2 separate regions of the Homo sapiens genome follow, and region 2 is linked to region 1. A link is an interaction called in ENCODE POLR2A ChIA-PET data of the cell type or tissue named here. Cell type or tissue: GM12878. All regions are shown on one strand.

Region 1 (4,000 bases):
CCAACATGGTGAAACCCAGTGTCTACTAAAAATACAAAAAATTAGCCAGGCATATTGGCACACACCTGTAGTCCCAGCTACTCGGGAGGCTGAGTCAGGAGAATTGCTTGAACCCAGGAGGTAGAGGTTGCAGCGAGCCAAGATCTCACCACTTCACTCCAGCCTGGGCAACACAGTGAGACTGTCTCAAAACAAACAAACAAAAAACTACAAAAATTAGCCAGGTGTAGTGGCAGGCACCCGTAATCCCAGCTACTCAGGAGACTGAGGCAGGAGAATCAACTGAACCCGGGAAGTGGAGGTTGCAGAGAGCCGAGATTGGACCAATGCACTCTAGCCTGGCAAAAGAGCAAGACTCCGTCTGAAGAAAAAAAAAATAAAAATAAAATGTATATATTTATTTCAAGCATATGTAAAATAACCACCTTGAATCCTCACCCATTAGAGATGAAAAGGCCTTTTAAGGTTTAGTCCAACATCCTAATTGTGTAAATAGGGCTCAAGCCAGGTGACCTACCTAAGGTCACACAGCTGGATGGCTGAAAAGGGACAGCTGTACAGTCCAATCTACAGCCACTTGCCACACCTGGCTATTCACATTTAAGTTAAAATTAATTGAAAAAATAAAATATAGAAGCCAGTTCCTTGGTTGCACTGGCCACATTTCAAGTGCTCGAACGTCACACGTGGCAAGTGGCTCTGTGGGGACAGGGCAGGGGTGGGCCTTGCCCTCACTGCGGGGAGTTGTGTTGGGCAGCCCTGGCCTAGCGGTCCTGTACTTCTGACTTCCCTGGTTTCCTTTATGGGGTACAGCAAGAGGTCCAGCAAAACTGGGGGCAGCCATAGGTCTGTTTACCAGGTCCCCATCTTCCACTCTCCCCACATCATCACTTGGAGTTCTCATTACGTTGACCCACCTCTTACAAAATGAGGAATGATGCCAGTAGTCCTGCTTAGGAGAGCCCATTTCTGTAAAAAGCACTGGGCCAGTGGCCCACTCTGTCAACCTCCAGAGAGCAGCAGCCAGGTCTTCTGGGTTCAGCCAAGCACGACCAATGGCATTGGGCTAAACATTCTAAAGCACTGGGGAAAGAAGCCCACAGAAACTTCTACCTATTGTGTCATGGCTAGGAAGCACAGGTGGGGGTCAGGGTCTGATTCCAGCCAGTGTTGACCATAGTCAAGCCTGTCAAGTCCTTTCCTGTGTAACTGAGAGGGTCAGAACAAGAACTGATGGCCCACTCTCACATTCTCTGTGCTAACAGGGGACACATGGCCTAGTGCCTCCTGAAAGGCAGAGGAAAAATAAATCCCTGGCCACAAAGCATAGAATTATCTGTAATGTCTCATTCTATGTCAGTGGGTTATCATATTTTTGGGGATGACAGACCCTTTAAGTGTCTATTGAAAGCTGTGACTCTTTCCCCCAGAGAAACACATATATGTACACAGACATGCCACATTGTGTATATCATTTCAGGCCATTGCTGGCTTTGAAGATAGAAGGGGCCATGAGCTGAGGAACACAGTCTCTAGAAGCTGGAAAAAATAAAAAAGACTCTTCTCTAGAACTTCCAGAAGGACACTTCCAGGGGACAGAGCCACAGCCAGGAACAGGCACACTGAAGAACATTCCTGCCAACAGGAGCCACACTTCTCATCCGCTCAAGGTGGAAAGAACAGGTGTCCCACTCAGTCTTTAAGCCCCTCCCCACCACCGCAAGGCCAGACAGTGCATGAAGCAGTACTGCCTTCAAAAACAGAAAATGGCAATGTCTGCAATACTACAAAACCTCAGTGAAAGGGAATTTTCAGAAACCATGTTTCTGAGGTTAATTGAATTTTGAGGTCAACAGATAACAATGAGACACCACTTTGGGTTTCAATCACCCATTGCCTGTGAAGGGTCAGCACCCACCTGAACCTTTCACAACTAAGGATATGGCAGACCCGGAGGGACATGAGTCCTGTTAAAAGTCCCATTGGAGGACACAACAGATGTCACTGCAGAAGGGGCAGAGGATGGGGTGGAACCTCACACTCCACTCTCCCCAGAGCTTGCCTTTAAAAGGAACAAATTAAGTCCTGTGATCAGGTGGCGGTTGTGCTATTTGTCTCTTTTCCCTAACTACTGGGATCCAGGGAAGAGGGAGGGGATGTGTGTGTGTAGACACATTGTGTGTGTGTGTCCATATATGACACACACAGAGCACAGGTACATGTGTTCTGGTTAACTCAGGTGTTTTGGAGGTAGCCAGTGTGTGAGAACATTTATGCTCTGACACATTCTTCGTAGTGAGTCTGAGTAAGGGTTTCGATGTATAACCCGCACAGATTGAACATGAGAAAATTAATCTGATTGCAATCATGAGAGGTGGGGGGCAGAGGTGGGGGATCAATGGATGTACCCACGACACATTATGGTCATGTGCAAACAGAGGATGTGGCTTAAGTTTGACTCCAAGCAGCAACAGAGACTCCCATAAAAACAAAACCCTCCACCACCCCAAAGAGAATCTCTTTGGGGACTGGGCATGTTTTTTGTTGCCCCTGAAATAGTCTTTTTACCCTACAGCCACTCTGCTGTTTTGATTTGGAATCACAGAACTCATACAACCTTAGGGCTGGGAAGGTCTTTGATTTAAGCATTCAAAGCCTTCCTTCTATGGAAGCCCAGGGAAAGAGGTTCCTTGCTCAGATCATATAGAGGCCAGGCCCCTCTCACAACCCCTTCTAGTCTTTCTAGGACCCTCAGAACCTACTGGATTCTTAAAAATCCTTTTAGCTTCCCAGAGATCTTAAATTGAGCAGAATTTCATAGGTTTACCTATCTGGTGCCTATACATGACATGGGTGACAATGTGACAGAGACCCCATGGGCCAGCCCCTAAGTCCCAGGAGAAAGAGAGGGCTCCATCACCTGCTGATGGCATCAATGCCAGGGAGACTTAGCTGGTTAAAAGTGAAAAAAAAAAAAAAACTCAAAGTACACACCGCAAAAAGTGCAGGGACAGCCCCTGAGGCTGGACCATCTGGGCTGAACCATTGCAAACCTCGGTCCTGCAACACCAAATCCAAAGTGAGCCCAAATCCCCAGGGGAAACTCTCGGAGGCTCTGTTGACACATTCGGTGCCGCGGAGAATTGCTTTTCTGGATTCCCACCTATGGTGGGAGTAACTCAGCTTTTGAAAAGGGAAGCACATATATTTACAGCTGGGAGTGAACCATTTCCTATGGCTCTGCCCTTTGCACGGTTGTAACAAAGCCAAGCGGTAGAATAATCCACTTGTTTGGGCAACGCCCCACTTCGCCCAGCAGGGTGTTGGGGGAGGCTGCAGAGATTCCGTCACAGGGGAGCTTAGCCAAGACAGGCAGATAACAACTCGGGCGTGAGGCTGGCATTCCCAAAACCCACAAAGATGCCAACACACAAATGTTCACACAGCCGCATCTGCAGCTCAGGGGGCCACAAACAAATCTCTCAAACTTAAGGTAGCCGCAACACCGCCTCCCCAGCAACCCCAGCAGAGGGCTTCCAGCGCACTTCAAAGCACACCTTCCCCTCTGATGCTCATAACCTTGAGAGAGTAGAAGAGATATTTGTGGGCCTCTTTCACAGAAGAGGAAATGAGTCCTGCAGCTTTTCCAGAGTCTCGCAGCCGGTTAGGGACAGACTCCCAACAAGAAGCCACATCTGCCAACACTTGACCCAGGGCGCCTCCCTCATTACCACACCTTCCCCAAAAGAAGGCTCTTCCTCTGGGTTATGATCATAACAGCTACACTTGTTGATCACTTACTCTGTGTCAGGCACTATCCTAGGCATTTTGTGCACAAAAACCCTCTACAGAGATTTTATCCCAACCGTACAGATGGGAAAAATGAGCTCAGAGGGGTTAAGTGACTTGCTTAATGCCACACAGTTACTAAGAGATGGTACAGGGATTCAAAGCCTGATCCGTTGGCCCCAAAGCTCTTTGGACCAAACCACAAGGAAGA
Region 2 (4,000 bases), 420 kb before region 1:
AATGGCTGTCATGAGCTTGGCAGGGTGGGAATAATGGCTCTCCTGCCACCATCTGTCACCCCTGTCCAAGACACCAGCACAATTTGAGAGCAGCTGTGGTTCCCTACCCTATTCTCACCCCATCCCCCCATGCCCAGCAGCTCCCTCCCTGGGACTTTGGACCTCGTGGGAAAAAAATGGAGAAGGAGGGAAAGAAAAGTACTTGAGGGTTTTGTAAATGTTCAGAAAGGGAGGGGGGTGCGGTAGAATTAAATCTACCCAAAGAAGAGCCAAAGAGCTTTCACTTGCTTTCCCTTCTAGCCAACCAGTAACCAGTAGGCCTTCATTTTATTGTCACATGTAAAACTCAAGAAGTGATGAGTAAGTAGCATTCAATTAGAATTTAATCTTTTTTGGTAGAAATGGTGTAAAAGTTTTCAATGAGGATATGCTGATTCCTGGTTGCATGTTCCACAGCCTTTGATGTTCAACCACATCATCTTGCACTTATAGCTAAAAGGTGTCAGACACCTAACATTGTCTTAGCAATCTTCTGTGGTTCCAGATACTGTGTGCATCTTACAGGCTGGAGTTGGGGGACACCGATGCTTAATGGGAAAACTAATGACTTTATACAGATCTTATAAAACTCTGCTATTGTCGGGGGGCAGGCATTTAGTAGATTAAGTTTGTAATCTAAGAGAGGAAACTGGGCAGGAAAGACAAGAGTGAGGTGAAGCACCACCGTGGACCAGAAAAAGGCTTGAAATTAGAAGCCTTTGGCAAAAGTGTGAAACTTTGCCACTTTACATTGTTCAGTGGGTCAGAAATTGTCAAAGATTTTCTTTTTTCTCCAAAGAGAAATGACGAGGAAGGAGAGACATTTTTTATTTGTTCTGGGTGTTTGTTTATTGTTTGTTTTGGACAAGGTCTCACTCTGTTGCCCAGACTGGAGTACAGTGGTGCAGTCACAGCTCACTGCAGCCTAGACCTCCCCGGCTCAAGCAATCTGAAAGAGAGACATTTCAAAATTGAACCTAAGACTCATGGTTTATCGCATGAGAACCCACAGCTCTCACAGAAACTCAAGAAATGTCTTAGTGAGGGGACTCAATCCTTTACACTTCGAGCTGAAAGGACGGCAGTCAGCCCAGCCAGGAGGTTACCTCAGCATAGACCAAGTAAATAAATCATTTGGTAGAAGCCATTTGAGAGTAAAGGTTACTAGAAAGTCATAAATCAACCAGCAAGTCGATGTATGGTTTTGCTAGAATGTAGGAGCAATTAGAAATTTTTAGAAATATTTCTTTAACTGTGCGTGACTTGAGGAAGAGGACTATGACCTAACTAACCAGTTACTATTATTATATCAAAATGAGATTTTAAAAAATACAGTATGGATTTAATGCCGGTTCACTTATTCAGTTTTATGCAGTTAAGTTGTTGTTTTTAGAACATTATGAAATTTCATTTCATGCCCCAATAAAACTAAACTAAAATGGAATGGGTTACAGCTTTTCCATTTGTTGACTTTTCTCTTTCAAACATCTTTGATTTTCCATTCATTGAACACACTTTTTAAGAATGCTTTGAATGTCATTCAAGTTACCCGTTTCTCCTGTCCCCTCCCCCACCTGTCTCTAATGCAGTTTCCAAAGTGAACCAATCCTAACGGAACCTAATGATACCTTTGAGCACGTTTCTTAGTAACACTAGCACCTCTTTCTTACCTGCTTCTAATTCACATAATGGCCTTTCTAGCATTGGCTGATTGTTTCTTTTTCATTTCCCCTTTATCACTCCCACCCATGTCTTATCAAAGGGGAAGGCTGGTGGTTAATGGTCAGTGCATTGCACCACAATTTCATGCTTGTGCTGCATCAAAAGTCTAACCTGACAATCAGTCCCTTCTCTTCCATCTGACATCAGAAGCTTCTGCAGTTTCTCACAGCCATTGGCCATGAAAGTTCAGCTCAAGAAGTCATCGCAACTACCTTCATTTATAGCCTGTTGTTGACCTAAAACCTAATGCATGTCAGTGCTCTTCTCTGTTTCTTCTCTCATGTCAGAAAAATTAAAATGTTTTAATTTTTTTCCCAGGCTGCATTTGCAAGTTTTAATATGTCTATAACATTTTTATAGTATATCAGTATCCATATCAAACATTTAACTCTGTTACTCTGCTTTTCTTTTCTTTTCTTTTTTTTTTTTTTTTTTTTTTTTTTGAAATGGGGTCTCGCTATGTCGCTGCAGTGCGGTGGCGTTAGCTCACTGCAACCTCTGCCTCCCGGGTTCAAGCGACTCTCAGCCTCCTGAGTGGCTGGGATTACAGGCATGCACCACCATGCCCAGCTAATTTTTGCATTTTTAGTGGACACGAGGTTTTGCCATGTTGGCCAAGCTGGTCTCAAATTCCTGACCTCAAGTGATCCACCACCTTGGCCTCTCAAAGTGCTGGGATTACAGGCCTAAGCCACCGCACCCGGCCTACCCCTGCTTTTCAAAGTCATAGCCATGATACCCAGGGATTTTTCCCTCACATGGTCCTGGTGTCTACTGACATTAGCTTATCAATTTCAAACTTTCCTTAAGCAAAACAAATGGGCCTCCTATACAAATGGGAAGGTTGCAGTTTCATCTCATTTTTTCTTAGAGTTTTGCCTGGTTAAAGCAATTTGGATGTTTTTAGATATTCACACTGTCTTATTTAGTGTGCAGTTGCAAATCTGATTTTTAACAGGGAGAGAAGGAAGAGGTAGGGCTGTTAATTTGCATTCCCCTAAGACTGAGTACTACCAGTGGGCTACAGGTTGCCCAGATAAAGTACATTTAATTTTAAAGTAACATTGCAAACTCTCCCAGTAGAATTGACAGCATCCTTGGAACTTCATTTCACACTTTCCTGACTTGGGAATGGTTATTTTGAGTAGCACCTCCTATTAACCTAACTTCTTAATGCCTGGACAGAAGGTTAAATATCTCACTTATCTACATGTTCGGCCTCCATGAACAGCTGCTTCATTCACAGCCCTTCAAGGGTTTATCAAAATTTCCCCATGTTTAACATTCCAGAGAGAACATCCAGGTTGTTGGCTCTTGAGACTCACCATTGGTTCACTCACTGAGGCTGATGATTGTGACTAATATAATCTTAAAACAAAAAATGCAATAGGATACATTCTGTTAAAGAAAATGCATTTTGAATTAACTATAAAAATACAAAGTTCTGTGATAGCCCTATCTGAGTACCCAGTTCATAGAATCCAAAAATGAGAAAAGATTTCGTCTCCGTGATTGTAGTCATCATGTGGTGTAATTTGCTAAGAATTTCAAGTGCACTAAATGTTTTACGAGCAACCATACTCCCATATTAAGGGCACTGCTGTACTCCTTTACATTCTCAGAGTCAGGAGATGCAGGATTTTCAAAAGGCCCTGTGCATTTTGAAACTTTAGCAAGGTAGGTGATAGATTGATTTCATGTAACAATAAAATAAATGTCTTAAAGTTTCAGGATCTCTGACAATAGAAGATAAGTGGTATCTTAGAGTTGGCAGAATTGAAGACCTTATCAGCTATAAGAAGAAAAGTTACTGCTCAATATCTGAAGCTGCCATTGACCTTAGGGAAACAAGCAAAAAGGCACATGATCGCTTATGAACAAGGATGTGCATCTGATATTATTGAGTCATAGAAACAGAAAACCCAATCATCTAACAGTAGCAGATGGTTATATGACCTTTAAGGCATCTATAAAATGGAGCATATAAAAACACATTGCAAAATGTAATTGGTAATAATTAAAGATATAGGAGAAATGGTCATGGTTAGTTAAATTTTAAAGATGATAAAACTAAATAAACAATATAGCACAGATGTGTTTTACAATGAATAGGCATAAATAAGAAAAAGACTAGAAGGAAATGTACTACTACAGTAATAACTGTGGCTTGATTAAAAGTTATTTTATATTCTTGTTTTCCTAAGTTTCCTAAAAACTTTACTATGTATTTGCATATGTG

Evidence for each region. Peaks named below come from ENCODE experiments on the same cell type or tissue, not always from the same donor. Only the 100,000 strongest peaks of a DNase experiment are listed, where the experiment ranks them.
Region 2: POLR2A ChIA-PET joins it to region 1 with 6 read pairs; 3 of 35 experiments call an interaction of 5 or more read pairs at or near these places.

What each region holds. Positions count from the first base shown.
Region 1 is chr6:149,470,170-149,474,169 of GRCh38, forward strand. All of the region lies in intron 2 of ZC3H12D (zinc finger CCCH-type containing 12D), which reads right to left. Among named protein-coding and RNA genes, the nearest start is that of ZC3H12D, 13 kb to the right of the region's middle. RefSeq lists a silencer at 3,038-3,223. In GM12878, no CTCF peak of the experiment used is centred here; a DNase peak (open chromatin) is centred at 1,824; H3K4me3 peaks cover 1,551 bases; H3K27ac peaks cover 3,298 bases.
Region 2 is chr6:149,053,940-149,057,939 of GRCh38, forward strand. All of the region lies in intron 7 of UST (uronyl 2-sulfotransferase), which reads left to right. Among named protein-coding and RNA genes, the nearest start is that of UST-AS2, 23 kb to the left of the region's middle. RefSeq lists an enhancer at 476-595. In GM12878, no CTCF peak of the experiment used is centred here; DNase peaks (open chromatin) are centred at 1,032 and 1,822; H3K4me3 peaks cover 1,226 bases; H3K27ac peaks cover 2,737 bases.